Linked DNA regions of Homo sapiens: region 2 is linked to region 1. A link is a loop called in an ENCODE intact Hi-C map of the cell type or tissue named here. Cell type or tissue: mammary epithelial cell. All regions are shown on one strand. Links, peaks and the distances in the headings refer to the core of each region. The heading gives the core; the rest is flanking DNA. Region 1 holds the start of LOC124904502 (a long non-coding RNA gene). Region 2 overlaps HHAT (hedgehog acyltransferase).

Evidence for each region. Hi-C counts contacts between places; a loop is a spot of excess contacts. Peaks named below come from ENCODE experiments on the same cell type or tissue, not always from the same donor. Only the 100,000 strongest peaks of a DNase experiment are listed, where the experiment ranks them.
Region 2: it touches region 1 in a loop (12-fold over the local background); 27 of 110 quality-filtered maps call a loop at or near these places.

What each region holds. Positions count from the first base shown.
Region 1 is chr1:210,306,927-210,315,265 of GRCh38, forward strand. It overlaps LOC124904502 (a long non-coding RNA gene), which reads left to right and starts at 4,295. Exons shown (of 2, transcript XR_007066865.1): 1 at 4,295-4,480; 2 at 4,992-5,288. RefSeq lists an enhancer at 4,155-5,354 and a silencer at 4,384-4,443. In mammary epithelial cell, for the core only: a CTCF peak has its summit at 4,364 (motif pointing left); a DNase peak (open chromatin) is centred at 4,405; H3K4me3 peaks cover 521 bases.
Region 2 is chr1:210,395,962-210,404,300 of GRCh38, forward strand. It overlaps HHAT (hedgehog acyltransferase), which reads left to right. Exons shown (of 12, transcript NM_018194.6): 5 at 4,507-4,701. Among named protein-coding and RNA genes, the nearest start is that of HHAT, 71 kb to the left of the region's middle. In mammary epithelial cell, for the core only: a CTCF peak has its summit at 4,825; DNase peaks (open chromatin) are centred at 3,670, 4,290 and 4,810.

The DNA of each region.
Region 1 (8,339 bases), core at 14-8,013:
GCAAAACCTCATCTCTACAAAAAATACAAAATTAAAAAAAATAGTAATAACCCAAGTTTTATTGACTCTTCTTACCGCATGCTCAACTAGGACCTTCTATTTGTTTCAACAAAGTTCTATCCAGACTTCATTGAGGATGTCTCACATGTCCTTATGAATGGTGACCATGTTATTATAGTCAACGCACAGATTCCTCTAGGCTCGTCCCTCTTCTTTGGCCTCAGCCCCATCCAAGTTTGCTGTCCACAAAACCTCTTGAGATGACTCTCCATTGCCCTAGCTTCTGGCCACCACAATCAGAATTTCAACATCCAAGCCAACTAAATCCAGAGGCCAAAGTTTCTAATCCATGAGGGCCAGAACAGCACTATGTCCTGGCCCATCTGTCTGGCAACCTGTGTCATGCGGGTCCCTCAGGAAAGTAAGAATGATACTCTTGCCTCAGGCCTCACTGAGTCCCTCACAAAGACCAATAGTATAGCTTTAGCTCACAGCCCCTTTTCTACCAGGCTCAGACATCAAACTGAGGTGCCAGGTATGGAACAAATCCCACTTTGGCCTTTCATTTTTACCTCCAACCCGATGGCCACTAAACCTCCTCCCTTCTGTTTCTACTCCATATAGCAAACCTACAAACTGACTATTCTTGTCCACCCACCAGTTTAGGTCCATTCTCTGACATGTTTAAATCTCAATTTGGGCTTAAAGTGGAATTAATTCATCAGATGACATTATTCTAAACAAGTTTGATATCAGCTGCCTTGTTTTCCTTAGGTTGACACCATTGACTTCTTTATGCCGTGGCTCTGAGCCCAGCCCTGGGGTGCCATGAGCTTAGATGGAGAGATTTGCTCAGGACATGAGACAGCTTCAGCATATGCACCAATATCTTTGGCCCTTGGAATGAATGTGTTATCCAAAGGGCAGCTACTGTCTTTAATAGATTTCCTGGAAAATTATGGAGAAAAACAAACAAACAAACCACAAAAGCTATTTCCTGATTTTTCCAGCAACTCTGACTAGTTTTGAGTAGGTTGTTTTTATTATTTCTTCCTTTGGGGAACGAATTAAAGTTGTGTGTTTATTTCTGCAACATTGAGAAACACAAAAGAAAGTCTCCCAAAAGGATGATCCTCTTTCCCATTGCAGATATTTGCCAACAACCACATGAAAAGGAAAAATATGCTTGAAGACAATGCATTATGCAACAGATTTGCCTTATAATATTACTTATAATTCCAATTCTATTTTAAATTCATTTAAGGTGTGACTCCCCACTCCCCTGCACCATCCAAAGTCATTTAAAGACCTAGGTGGGCTGGGCATGGTGGCTAATGCCTGTAATCCCAGCACTTTGGGAGGCCAAGGTGGGTGGATTGCTTGAACCCCGGAGTTTGAGACTAGCCTGGGCAACCTGGGGACAAACCCTGTCTCTATAAAAATGATAAAATTAGCCAGGTATGGCATGCACCTGTAGTATCAGCTACTCAGGAGGCTAAGGTGGATGAATTACTTGAGCCCAAGAGGTCAAGGCTTCTGCTAGCCGAGATTGCGCCACTATAATCCAGCCTGGGCAACAGAACGAGACCTTGTCTCAAAAAACAAACAAACAAACAAAAAACCAAAAAAACCTAGATGATAAATAAATAATCATACTGATAACAGCCTCTCATATTACCAGAGAGAACACGATTCTAATAAAAGCCAGTCATGACCACACTCAACATCTAGGATGGGGAAAAACTGTTGTGTTCTTTTCCCATTGGCTCTCCTTTTGGTCATATGAAGACAGCTTTAGGGCATTTGGAAGGCCCGTCTTGAGAACTTCTCAAGGCTGGTTTTAGTTAGTGGCACTTAGAGTACAACATGTTTAGATTTTTCCAAGAGGACCATCTCTAAGCAATCTTTCGCCTGCCAATAGCAACAGCATCTCATAACCATGATGTGCTACTATGCTCAAAGAATGCTTCCGTCTTCAAGGTAACAAAAGAATAGAACAAAGGCAGTTGAAGGAACTGAGACATATAAATGTATTGGTTTCCTACAGCTGCAGTAACAAAGTACCAAAAACTTGGTAGCTTAAAACAACAGAAATTTATTCTCTCACAGTTCTGGAGTCACACGTCCAAAATCAAGGTGCTAGCAGAGTTTGTTCTTTCTGGAGGCACTGAGGGGAAAGCTGTTCCGTGCTTCTCTCCTGGCTTCTAGTGGCTGCAGGAAATCCTTGGGGTTCCTTGGTTTGTAGATATATCACCCCAATCTCTGTCTTCACATTGTCTTCTTCTCCATGTGTCTTCTTCCTCCCCTCTTCTCCCCTCCCTTTCCCTCCCCTCTCCTCTTCTCCCCTCCCTTCCTCTCCTTTCCTTTCCTCTCCTTTTCACTCCTCTTCTTCTCTTCTCAAGACACTTGCCATTGGATATAGGCTGATCCTAATAAAACATAATCTCATCTCAATATCCTTAATTAATTACCTCTGCAGAGATCCTTTTTAAAAATAAGGGGATTCGAGACCAGCCTGGGCAACATGGTGAAACCCCATCTCTACAAAAAATACAAAAAATTAGCCAGGTGTGGTGGCGTGCACCTATAGTCCCAGCTACCCAGGAGGCTGTGGTGGGAGAATCACCTGAGCCTAGGAGGTTGAGGCTGCAGTGAGCCATGATTGTGCCACTGCACTCCAGCCTGGGTGATAGAGTGAGACCCTGTCTCAAACAAATAAGTAAATAAATAACATTTAAAAATAAATTTAAAAGTAAGGACATATTCACAGATTCTGTATCTTTTTTGGGAAAGGGATGGTGGCACCATTCAACCACCATAACATGTAAAGGTAAGTCAAGTAAATCCAAGTGAAAAAGGCAACAAACATGTCTATGATCCTTTAAGAAGAGATAAAATGACTGGAATTATGAACTGGGGATCAAGATATTGAGTTATATAGTCTTAGTTCTGTCAATGGTGACTCTGGGATACTGGGCAAGACCTTCTCCTTTGCAGGCCTGGTTTCTGCATTTATAAAATGAGAGGATGGATTAAATTAGTTTGAAAGTATGTTCCAGCTCTGGTGTTCCATGATTCCACATGAACACCCATTCTCCTAGTTCTCACATGTGCTTATGTGCACACATGGGTGCAAGTCATACCCCACCCTCTTGCAGATCAAGCCAGCCACCTCCCAAACCCAAATGTGATTTCCACACTGAATCTATAATCTATGCTTTCTCATGTGGGGCATCTGGGAGCTGGCTTCCATTGTGTCATGTTTGACTTGGCTGGAGAAATAAATTTGGCAGTGCTTAGAAATGCCACACCTTTATATTATGAGTTTTTCCACAATCTTCTTGGTGTCCAGGACTTGTGATCACTTTTCTTTCTTATTTTCCAATTGCGTATTTCAGCCTGTGGTCTTCAGCCTGCCCACCGCTTTTTCTGCCGCAGGAGCGGCCCCTGTCTCAGATGATTGTCCTGGCACTGGCAGATGACCTAAGTAGGTAATAAACAGATAAAGAAGAGAGACTTGGAAATTCCATGGCATCACTTCTTATGGAACTTTTGATGGTAAAATGACCACATGCTGGAAATCACACTGCAACTCTACTCCAGAAAATCTGTGTGGCATCTAATTTTGGTGGATTAACTGAGTCTTACTATCCCATGCTTCATGTGAGGGCTGTGCAAAGGAAGGGTATAGTCATGGAATCGTAGAATGACAGAGCTGGAGAAACTGTACCCTTTTTTTTCTATGTACAGTGTATATGCATTTTTCTACTTAGGTTCCATGAGGGTACAGAGTGTTGTTCACAGCTCTCTCCTCAGCACCTAGCCCAGGGTGTGGCAGGTAGTAGGAACTCGTCAAATTTCTGATTATGAATGAAAATGAATGCAAATCAGATGCAAAGAAATCTGATTCTTAGAAGAATTCAGATCTCATGCAACCTTCTCATTTCTGATTCATTTTCAGTAGCCAGAAACGTTAGTAGGCTAACACTTCAGTTTCTCTGCTAAATAACTGATGAACTAAAAAGGACTAAAAATATCAAGAGAATTCTCCTATAAGGAGGAGCTCTGCACTCCTTCCACTGTGGGCATTAAGGATAGCCCTTCAACTTACCTGCTTTGTAAATTTAGGCTTTTTTAACATTGGGTTTTCTTAAACTTCTGTCTCTGCCTCCCCATTCTCCCCACTGGGCACCTCCCCCCCCCCCCCCCCCCCCGCCACGTGCGCGCGCACGAACACACACACACACACACACACACACACACACACACACACAGTGGCGGGGGGCGGGGGGTCTCATCTCTCTTTGCCGCCAGCCTGGCACCTATGGAAACAAACAAGGTCTTGTGCAGCCACCTAGTGGTGTCTCTTCACCCCTGCAGTTCCCCATGACTTCTAAAGGAAATATCAGAGGGCACTGGGAGGCACTGAGATACTTTGAAGACAACCCACTTCTCAAGGCATCTGGGACCGCCCCCAGAGGTGAGCCAGAGGGAAAACAGGAGAGCGAGCTCAGGGCGTGCCCGGCTCCGGCCGCTGCCTCACTTCCTCGGGGGTCAGCGGCCAAAGGCAGTGGGCGTGAGGCCAGACGACCCTGCACCACCCGAAGGAAGTGATGTCATGGTCTCCTTCTCCGAGAAGCCTTTGACACGGAGGGCGGGGGCGGGGGGATAGGAATGAGTGCCAGGGTGGGACAGACAGCCCTTGTTCCGTGGGAAACGTCAGGCTTTGAGAGACTTGTTTCATAAACATGCCTTGCCTCAGTTTTGAACCCTCCATTCGAGTTCCTTTACAGAATTGTCCCTTGAGAACGATAAACTGTTGTGATCAGAACAGAAAAGGGTCAGCCAAGCAGTGATCAGAGAACAGGGGCAGGCAGAACTCAACAGCCACTGGGCAATGGGGTTTAAATGAAGAGCCATAACATTGAACGAGGCTCCTAGGAGCTCCTAAGGACTCTGGAACCTTTCCACGGGGTCTTCAACCTTCACAGGTCCCGGGGTGCTGAGCCCAAGAAAGAGATGGAAGTCAAAGACCAGCACGATCAGACACACACCTTTCTTCTCATTCCATACACCACCCTGCAGTACCACCGTGACTGCTACCATCCCGCGAGCACCTTGCCTTTGAGGATTTGACCAGTTTTCATCCGAGTAGTAATGTATCCGATGTCCACTGGCTCCTTCCTTTACCCACGGACAGTTCTGTGTAAGCCTTTCTCATCTGCCTACAACGTCTGCCTATAAATTATTAGGTTTCTCCATTTAAAATAAACGGAACTTTCCCTCAAGCCTGCGATCCATACTCACCCACACCCACACTCCTCACGGGTGTCTCCAAAGAGCAGTTTATTCTGACCACTCTGTTCTGACCCCATTCCCATCTGGCTTCTGTCCTAACCATGACGGAAATTGCACTTTTGGAGGTTGCTCACGACTTTCTAGTTGCCAAATCCAAAGGCTTCATTAATAATAACATGTCAGTTTTGATATTTTATACAGTCACAGCTCCTGGTGTTCGAAGATGTAACTTAATTTTCCTAGAACTGACCTCAAATCATTAACTCAACCTCCAATGTCTGTGGTCTTTCTAATTCAAGATAAATCCAGCCCTTTCTGTTTTTTATCTTTTGTTTTACAGAGATGGAATCTTGCTCTGTCACCCAGGCGGGAGTGCAGTGGCACGATCATAGCTCACTGTAGCCTCCTGGGCACAAAGGATCCTCCTGCCTCAGCCTCCCGAGTAGTTGGGATTACAGATGTATGCCACCACACTTGGATAATTTTTAAATTTTTTTTGTAGAGACAGGAGTCTCCCTTTGTTTCCCAGACTGCTCTCAAACTCCTCGGCTCAAGCAATCCTCCCACCTCAGCCTCCCAAGTGCTGGGGACTGCAGGTGTGAGCCACCGCACCTGGTGCCCATTCTGTTTTTATTTTGATTTTAAATTTTTATTTTCATCTAACTTGTTTTTGAAATGTACCATCAGACCCATTCTGATTTTTTTTTTTTTTTGAGACAGGCTCTTGCTCTGTCACCCATGCTAGAGTACAGTGGCTTGATCTCAGCTCACTGTAACCTCTGCCTCCTGGGCTCAAACAATTATCCCTCCTAAGCCTCCCGAGTAGCTGAGACTACAGGCGCACACCACAAAACCTGGCTAAATTTTTGTATTTTTAGTAGAGACAGGGTTTCGGCATGTTGCCCAGGCTGGTCTTGAAGTCCTGGACTCTAGCAATCCACTCACCTCAGCCTCCCAAAGTGCTGGGGTTAAAGGTGTGAGCCACCACACCCAGCCCCATTCTGTTTTAAAACAGAATTGAAACATAGTCTTTGAATAGCGAATCAGAAGTTCCCTCCCCTTATTCCCCGACATTTTTTCAGTCTCTGCAGCTGCAGGGGGCATGTGTCTGTGGGGCAGGGTTCATGCATCATGTTGGTGTGGGGAGAAAAGCAGCGTCTGGCCCATCATGACATTCTGTCTACAACAGTTTCCACTGATTGGTAACTCTTGCAACTTGGTCTCATTGTCCTGAGCCAGCACTAGTTTCTGATGGCCAAGTTTCCACTGTCACCTCCCTTTGCCTACATCCTTATAGTCCAGACTGCAGCTCCTTTGGATCCTTTTGGCTTGTCCAGGGCCTCTTCTGCGTCCCTTTTGGTGGCCATAGAAACTTTTCAGATTTTTCCCCAGCCTCGCCAAGATGCAAGGGGTTTCTGTGTGGCCACCCTGGATCATGGTTGCTCTGTTCTTCTGATGCCATTCTGGTTGTGGAAATTCTCCCAGGAACTATGATTCTCCCTGGTACATTCTGAGAGGAGAGACACATGTGTCCTCTGCTATGGAGAGTCTCTGGTGATGTACGAATTTCTTTGACTATGACTATAATAGAAAATGCATTTTACATCACGGCTGAGCACACGTACACATCACACATGAAACAACAACTTCACCAAACAACATTGCCATTACCTGGCAACAAACTCTGGGATTTCCTAGTCCATTGTATTCTCTTTCTTTTAATGCTGGTTTTATCCCGATAAACCAATTTTATGATGCAAGAGGTCTCAGCCCACAGTTTAAAAAATATTGCCTTGATAGTGGGTTTACTTGGTTCAGAGGGTGGGCTCTGGGCTCCATACCAAAACTTAGGAAGCAGCTACACACTTGTTTTGCTCTTTCTCAAAATGCACAGCTTTCAGAATCAAAGAAAGTCCTGCCTCTCAAGCTGTTGTCTCTACTATGGGTTTAAAATAAATCCATTCAGACATTCAACAGATTTTTTCTTCTCAGCTTTATCTACTTTCTGTCTGAGAACAATGTGTATGGAATATGACAGAATGATAAAGAAAAGAGTAATGGTTATAAAGAAGCACAAGGGAAAAAAACCTCAGTTAACATTCCCAAATACACCTGTAATCCCAGCACTTTGGGAGGCCGAGGTAGGTGGATCATTTGAAGTCAGGAGTTGGAGACCAACCTGGCCAGCATAGTGAAACCCCATTTCTACTAAAAATACAAAAATTAGCCGGGCATGGTAGGAGATACCTGTAATCCTGGCTACTTGGGAGGCCGAGGCATGAGAATCACTTGAACCCGGGAGGTGGAGGTTGCAGTGAACTGAGATTGCACCAGTGCACTCCAGCCTGGGCAACAGAGCAAGACTTAGTCTCAAAAAAATAAATAAATAAATAAATAAATAAATAAATAAAAAATAAAAAACCAAGCATTACATATTCTGTTGGTAATAGTAATAGTAACTAATTATGATTCAGTATGTATTATGGGCCAGGCATGATGCTTAGCATTTCATGTTTATTATTTCAGTTAATCCTTATACCATCCCTATGATATGGTACAAATAGTATCCCCATTTTATAAAAAGGAAGTTAAGGCTAACCTAAATTTGACTGTTTCTCTGCCCTTTACATTCAGAGACCATTTCTCATGTCTGTTAGTTTTTGTTCTAGCCCTACCTCTATAAAATTAGGGATGAAAACTAGACCATCTCTCTCAGCTCAGAAAGAGTCCAGCAACCTTTCAAAGGCAAAGCTGCTTTCCACTAAGTTGGAAAAGTGATGGTCTTGCTGCACAGGCCTGCAGCTTGAACTGCACCCATCCCTCCTGCTGCTCTTAGCCTTTCTCCATCTAGGGCTTTCTACGGCCTAAAACTCAAGATCATCTTCTTCCAACCAGAAGGGATTAGGAGTCCTTCCTTCTTATTAGCAACCTGCAGATCCTCATAGGAAATGACCACGGTAACTTCCCTTTATCTTTTCTAAAACCCACATCTATAAAAGGGAGAAAGTGTCTCAAGAATGCAAACAAAACATAACTATAAA
Region 2 (8,339 bases), core at 123-8,122, 89 kb after region 1:
AAGGCAGGAGTTTAGCCTATTAAGGAGACTATCAAGTAGAGTCAGACCCCATTTTGAGAGTGGTTCAGTGTAGACTCAGGGAGCAGAGGGGAAGGATGCCTGCTTAAGTCAACCAGGGTTAGTAAGATCTATGTCTCATCAAAAAGGCCATAGCGTTCAGTCTGGCTTTGTCTCCACTGCTGTAAAAATAGAGTATACTTTCTTATTTTTCATCAGCCTTTTAAACACTTCCCCTCTTCCCCGGCTTTCTGTTTCATCTCCTATTAGAAATGGAAGAACCTGGAATAAAGACCATTGAGTGAGGGTCAGAGTAGTTCCGGTGGGGCTGTCATCCTGTGCTCCAGCAAGCTCATCTCAAGCTTCAGGTCACTCATGCTTTGATACCTTTTAAAAGAGCATGATAAATTCAAATTAAAACCACAACGAGATGTCATTACACACTTACCAGAATGGCTCAGATAGAACATAGTAACAGCACCAAATGCTGGCAAGGATGTGAATAAACTGGATCACACATGCATTGCTGGCAGGAAAGTATAATGCTACAGCCATGCTGAAAAACTGTTTTATAGTTTATTATAGAACTAAATATGCAACTACCTTGCACCCCAGCAAGTGTGATCTTGGGCATTTATCCCAGAGAAATGAAAACTTATTTTTACACAAAAATCTATGCATGTGTGTTTGCATAAGTTTTATTTGTAATAGCCCCACATTGCAAACAGCCTAGATAGCCTCCAGTAGGTTAATGGCTAACAAGCTGTGGTATATCCACATCATGGAACACTACTCAGCAATGAAAAGGAGCAAACCATTGATACAGCAACTTGGATGAATCTGCAGGAAATTACGCTGAGTGAAAAAAGCCAATCTTTGAAATGGAGAAGAGGTTACTGGTTGTCAGGATTAGGGATGGGGGTGATCAGAGGAGTGGGAAGGAGGTAAATGAGGTATAAAATGGCAACACAAGGAATCCTTGTGGTGATGGAGCTGTTCTGCATTTTTACCATGGTAGATACCAAACCTATACATGTGATAAAATTGTATAGAACTAAACACACACATAAATTAATAGAAGTGAAACTAGAGAAATCTGAATAAGTTTGGTGCATTGCAGCAACATCAATATCCTGGTTATGATATTTGTGGTTTTAAAAAATGTGCCATAGGAAGAAACTGGGTAAAGTATACAAGGGATGTCTCTTGTATGTATATGTGAATACAACTATCTCAAAAATCTGAGAAAGAACATTACATAAAAGTTGTATGCAACTGGAATCTGTAAATCAGAAACATCACAATCCAACATTGAGGCCATGTTTTACCTATACACTTTATGTGATCAATGTGATTCTTTGTCTTCTTTCAAGTAACAAGTAATTCCCAATCATCTTCATAATTTGAACCTTGTAATTTAAATGAATTGGGCTATTTTGGTGTTTAGGTGGGTTTTTAAACTTGAGTTTGACGTACAGTATGTGTGTGACCAAATCTTGTATGTCTGCTCTTATTACCCTGAGAACTTGGGGAAAAAAATCTGAAAGCCTTTCTAGTGATGAGTCAGAAGTGTTGTTTTGGAACAAAATGCAACACAATTTTTTTTTTTTTTGAAAAGTTAAAAAAATTCTGGCCTGGTTGATGTCAGAAGCTTAATACTGATAGTTAAGCATTTTTACTTAAGAGAGAAAAAAGGTTGATAAATACATAAGCACATTTGGAGTAGAGATGGATGGGACAGGGCTATCTTTAGGCCTTTGCTGATGAAACTGGCCTTTGAAATGCTTAGAAAAAGCTCTTCTGCTGCCCAAAGAAGCAGGCCGTCCATGCTGCTGCCCACCCTGCTGGGCCATGTCACCCTTTTATCCTAGAACCCTCTTCATAGTGCTTGAGATCTAGGTATGTGCATGGGAGGGATCGTGGTTGGGCAGCTGTGCCCTAAGGGCTACCTCTATAATGGGGACTGCCCTGCCATGATGCCAGTTGGATTGCAAGACATGGGAGGCTGATTCTGCTCTAGCAGGATTTTATTTACTTGTTTGTTTGTTACTTATTTTGAGATGGAATTTTACTCTTGTCTCCCAGGCTGGAGCGCAATGGCGCGATCTTGGCTCACTGTAACCTCTGCCTCCCAGGTTCAAGCGATTCTCCTCTTGCAGTATTTTAATGGTGTTTTGGGGATAGGATTCATTCCAATAGCATTTTTATAGACAAAGTATGAAAATCAACATTTTAGTGGGATTCTAATATATACAACAGTTTCGTGTAGGTGATTCTTTTTGCATTATTCACATCTTTTCATTGCCTGTGCATCATGAATGTATATAGTAGAGTTGCTTGTACTTGGGGAGAATCAATGGGTAATATTAAGATGGGTAGAGAACATGAGGCTCATGTGAGAGCGTGTCCTGTGATGTCTTAGAACAGTATTAAGTGTCGTCTGCCTGTACTGTTTGGCAGTAGGGAAACAGTGGGGGATGAATATGGGACAAATTTTTCTGCCCCAAGGTGGCTTTGGAGACCACTGTTAAATTCATCATAGTCTCTCAAGTAAATGGGGTTTACACAGCACTATCAAGTATTTCCTGAAGCTTCTTTCAGCATTTTCCAAGTTGAAGCAGCTTCAGTCTGTGGTAAGTTCCCAAACGAATCCCAGCAAACAGGCTTTTTCCAAAGGGATCAAATAGCACTTAATAAAAACATAACTGTGTCTATGTATGTAGCCACACATGCACAAAAAAGAATTCCATTGGTAAATGCTGTAGGTCATGTTGGAAAAGAAGCCCCTTTTTTTCATTTGTTAAAACTACCTCTTAAAATAGTCTTTGGCCATGTATTCCTTATAATTGGACTCTGCCCAGAGGTGAGGGTTTGAAGCAAATTTATGTGGCTGTTTTCTGTGGGTAGTAGGATGGAAAAATAGTAAAAATGAACTTCACATTTCTCTGGTTTTCTTGGAACTTAAAAATGGCTGATCTAGTCTCATATTTAAAATGTTCTCTTGAGCTAGAGTATAGGTTTGGGAAAGAATGGTAGGTAGGCAATATTTTGAAAGAGTTAGCATCAAAGCACGGGATTTGCAATTTACACTCCACACCTGTCTTGCCCTGAAAAAAGTCTTTGTTTCCACAAGACGACCTAAGTTCAGGCACTTATCACTTTTCAATTCGGTGGTTCCTGGGATCCACATTTTAAAATGCATGCCCGTGAGACATCACATTTCCCTATGGGAATAACAACTGTATTTGTAGAGTCCTTCCTGTGTATCCACCCCATGAAGGAGATATTGTTATTATTCCAGTTTTGTTTTGTTTTTGAGATGGAGTCTTGCTCTGTTGCCCAGGCTGGAGTGCAATGGTGCGATCTCGGCTCACAGCAACCTCTGCCTCCCGAGTTCCAGGGATTCTCCTGCCTCAGCCTCCCGGGTAGTTGGGATTACAGTCACCTACCATACCTGGCTAATTTTTGTATTTTTAGTAGAGATGGGGTTTTGCCATGTTGGTCAGGCTGGTCTTGAACTCCTGACCTCAGGTGATGCACCTGCCTCGGCCTCCCAAAGTGCTGGGATATCCCAGTTTTATATATGAAGAAATGAATCCACAGAGATGGAGTCATTTGCCTCAGGTCACACAGGTAGTTATGAGACACCAGCATTTGAATTTAGGCAGTTAGACTTCAAAGCTTGAATCATTAAACCACAATGATACCTTGCGTCTCAAAGTTAAAACATTGTGGTTTTTAAGGATTTCCCCATCAGGTCTGACCAAGGTTATATCATAAAGCAAAGACATGTTAATTCATCTACTTATTCAATGTGATAACTATAAATTAGTTGATGATTAGATAAAAATCTGTGATTCTCCTAAAATGGGAATAAATGTATCAATCAGGTAGACTATGCAAAGTCCTCAATAGCTCATAAAGCAGGTAAGATGCAATTTTTCTATGACATAAATTTGACTAATCAATATGCAAAAAATCAAAAATGCAAAAAAACCCTACATATTTAAAATCTCTGGCTTAGACTTTGGAAAGTCTTTTGTGGTTTGGATGGCCCAGTTTTCTTAATAGGTCTTCCTAGAAATGTGTACTAATACTTTCTCTCACCTTCACTTCTGAAGGATGCTGTATGTGGGATGTGGTCCAGTTGGCATTTTTCCAGCTGTCTTCTGGCTTCCATTGTGTCTGTTGAAAAGTCAATCCAATATCTTATTGTTGTGTGACCCAGGGGTCTGGGTGGCTTTGGTTGAAGGCAGGAGAGTGGTTACTTGCTTCTGGGTGGAGCTGATGGGACTCTGGGGGTTAATGTGGAAAGTCCCTCTGAATCTTGTTTGTCTGTGTTGTACCAAAATTCCCAGGGCAGTGATAAGAGTTTCTTTATTGGGTAATTAAACGTGATCCTCTTACATGTAGAACCTTCAATATCACTTCCATGAGCTCACTTCTGTTTATTTTCCTCCCTCCCCTCTTCCTCCCTGTCTCTCTCTGGATGGGCCCCACCATTTGCAGCACAGACCCTGGATTCTCATGCTCTATGGGATGTGGGCCTGCTGGTGTGTGCTGGGGACCCCTGGTGTGGCTATGGTTTTGCTCCATACCACCATCTCTTTCTGCGTGGCCCAGTTCCGGTCTCAGCTCCTGACGTGGCTCTGTTCTCTCCTCCTCCTCTCCACACTGAGGCTGCAGGGTGTGGAAGAAGTTAAGGTAAGTGTTTTCCTGTTACCATTGGGAATCCAGAGAAGGCCCCTTTGGCTTTGCCTTGATCCCAGTAGACACCTTGGTTTTCAGACAAGAGATGATTGTAGAACTGTGATGGGGCTCCCCATAGTGGCCGTACAGGGTTGCTACAAGTGAACCCTAGTGGTGCATTCTGCAATCCTATCATTCCTGGCTGTGTTTTAGCCCTGTGAGATTGCCCAGGGCTGGCCCTGTACCATCTCTCCCAGTTTAGGTGGGCATGTGGGGTGCCAGATGTCACAGGGCCAGAGGGTCAGGAACAAAGAGAGAAGAAACAAACAGATGATTTACTAAAAAACATCTGGAGAGTGCCCTACAATTTATAGGGAATGCACACATCACTCAACTCATCTGATGGCCACAATGGCCCTGTGGTGGTAAGTCAGGTCTTTTTCTTCTTCCTAGTTGATGGAACAGATTTATTTATTCATTTGTAGAGACGGAGTCTTGCTCTGTCACCCAGGGCTGAAGTGCAGTGGTGCGATCTTGGTTCACTGCAACCTCCGCCTCCTGGGTTCAAGCGATTCTCGTGCCTCAGTCAACCGAGTGGGTGGGATATAGGTACCTGCCACCATACCCAGTTAATTTTTGTATTTTTAGTAGAGATGGGGTTTCACCATGTTGGCCGGGCTGGCCTCAAACTCCTGGCTTCATGTGATCTGCCCACCTTGGCCTCCCCAAAGTGCTGGGATTACAGGTATAAGCCATTGTGCCCGGCCAGGAACATATTTATTATCTACTCATGTGACCCAGTGGAAGCTCTTTCAATTTAGGTAGTGAAAACAAAGTGTTTAGCCCCGAAGGGCACAGACCAAGCTTTCATTTCTGTAAACCCAGAGGCATTTTGACAGACTCAACCACCTATCCATTGTTGGTGCTAATAGAGGAGGACACTGGGCTCAAACCTCACTTCTTTAGGGCTTTTGTTTGCATTAGTAAAATCTTATTTTATAGGCACTTACCTTTTAGCTTTATTTTTTTTCTCAGTCACAATAACAGTGCATTTTTACTTTATGAGTGCACATCAGACTTGACCCAGAGAATTGGTGGATGACAGACAGACTGCCTTCTGAGTTGAGTTTCCTGTGCCTTGCTGAGGCGATTGCACCTATCAGCAAATTCTTCTTGTACTACATTTTCTGATTTCTGTTGTGTGTTCTCTGATCATCTCCTGGGCAGTGGCTAGCATCCCCTGGACGGCTCTGGACTATCTGTTTCTGTCTTTGGTAACTGGAGTGACCTAGCCCTGCTTATGCAATTGAAGCTTAGGCCCCTCAGCCTATCTCAGGCCCACTCAGGCTGTGTGAGGTTCCTTCTCTCACTTGTCTGTTGAATACACCCTTTACATGTTCAAGTTGGAGCTGCCAAGGTCTGTGGCTGCAGGGGAGTAAAGGCAGAGTCTGTGTGGAACTCTCAACCATCCAGAAGTGGGAGCTTTCTTTTAAGGAGAAATGCATGGCAAGAACACAAGTCCAAGGCCCCAGCTCCAGGGTCTGGTTCTGGGCACTCAGCTTCAGAGCCCTTCACTTTTGGGGCCAGTTGACTCTGAGAACAGCCAGCCTGAGAGTTGCGCAGCTTGGAAAACATCAGGGGTCATATGCCCAGGGCAGGACCATTGATGTTTCCCACCTTCATCGACCTTCTCCTTCCTAGCCCGGTTCCCAAACACTGCCCAACTGGCAGGAGCTGTTTTTTTGAGTCAGGCCAATCTGCTTACCTTTCCCTTTACACATTTACGTATGTTTATGCTGTCTCTTGGAACCAACCTTCTCATCATCCCTGTCCACCGGATTCTCTTTCAAAGTACAGCTTAGACCTCAGTCTCTAAAGGTAAGAAATAAAAGAGGGCCACAGAAAAACAGATCAGTTAGTGTCCGATACTGCTCTGAGAGCTGCTGGCTCTTACAAACTGGTAAACAATAAAACAGTAGCATGTAAGTGACCAGGTGTCACCTAGAGCTTTGGGGACACTGCACACACCTATCCCTTCCTCTAACCCCCTAGGATCTCCATAGGCACATTCAAAATCTTGGGCAGTGTTGGGTATTCTTTCTTCAATCACTGTGGGACTGGAACTCCTGTGGTATCTTTTTATTCATTCATTCAGTCACTCATTCATTGATCCAGGTGACAACACTTAGCATTCATGTGCCCTGCATCAACACAGTGATGGGAAGGAACATGATGGGAAATGTGAGATGGATGACCTGGTTCCTAGTCTATTCTATTCCCCATCTCTTCCTACTCTGAAGCTGGAGCAGTCATTTAACCTCTGAGCCTCAATCTCATCATTTGGAAAACAGAAGTAATAAATCCTCTTCCTTCCTCATGGGATTGTTCTGAGAGTCAAACGGGATAATCTATGTTAAGTGATTTTGTGAAAATTGTAGCATTTTGAAAGTTCAAGTATTTTTTGCTGTTTTTAGTCTACCTTCATTTTTCTCACTCTCATTAATGATGTGGGGCTAGCATTTTAAGCACGTATGTCAAAATCTGGACTTATGAGAGTATATCAGATAATCACTCCGTTTTAATGAAGATACTTCCCAGAATGATTAGGCAACCATTTAGGCAAGTGTGCTTAAAAACAGATTTACAGTAAAAATAAAAACAAGCTCATACCTAACCTTTTGGGGACCTGGCAAGTGTACAAACAGAATCTAATTCCATTTATCATTTATTTGGGGACAATTAGCATCAGTTATAGATGTTGGAGGTGAATAAATGTTCATTTGTTCTGCAAATTTTACAGTGATTTGAAAAACACTGAGGAAGGAGATCATGTGATTAGAAACTAGCTGGGTTTCCATGCTTTTGCACATGTGGTTCTCCTGATATGATTATCCTCTTTTCCCTTGGTGGCTGCTAAAGTCTTGTACAAGAAGTAGAAACTCTGTTCAGTGGTTGGTTTTTCTGTGTACAGCTTTAAGAGACCCTGATGGATCAAGTTAATTACTTTCTCCTTTGACCCAAGTTCTATTTCTCGTATGTATTTCCATAAATAGTTTTTCTCACTAAATGTATTTTTGGAAAACATGGAAAATGTAGAAAAATATAGAAATTAGAAAATACTTCATAATTTTACTCCCCGATATTAACATTTTATTGTATTTCCTTCTCATTTTTTGTTCCATGCATATTTTTGCACAGGTTATTTCTTGTTTCATGCTCTATTGTAATTGCATTTTTACACATCTACGTCCTGTATGAGAATTTAACATATTGAGGGCAGGGACTTTTTTTTTTTTTTTTTAAATATTTGTCTGTAAAGCTTATTAGACAAATGCTACTCAACTAAATGTAGAGCCAAACTGATAACAAAAGAGGAAAACGAAAAATACATTGAAGACAGAAATCCCATGGGACATTTTAAGCCCCTCTTTGTTATCTGAATTGTTGAAGAAGCTGTCAAAGTATCCACTGGATGTAGCTAATCTGCACCTTATGCCCTGGATGTATCTGATACATGCCTAACTGGGAAAACCTTCGTTATGTTGTGTCAGACCTAATGCTAGGTTAACATTAGAGATGTCCTTTTTCCTACTGCTCATTAACTGCTTGCTTTGATTACCAATGAGATTTACCTGGTGTTCATTGGTTCTCGA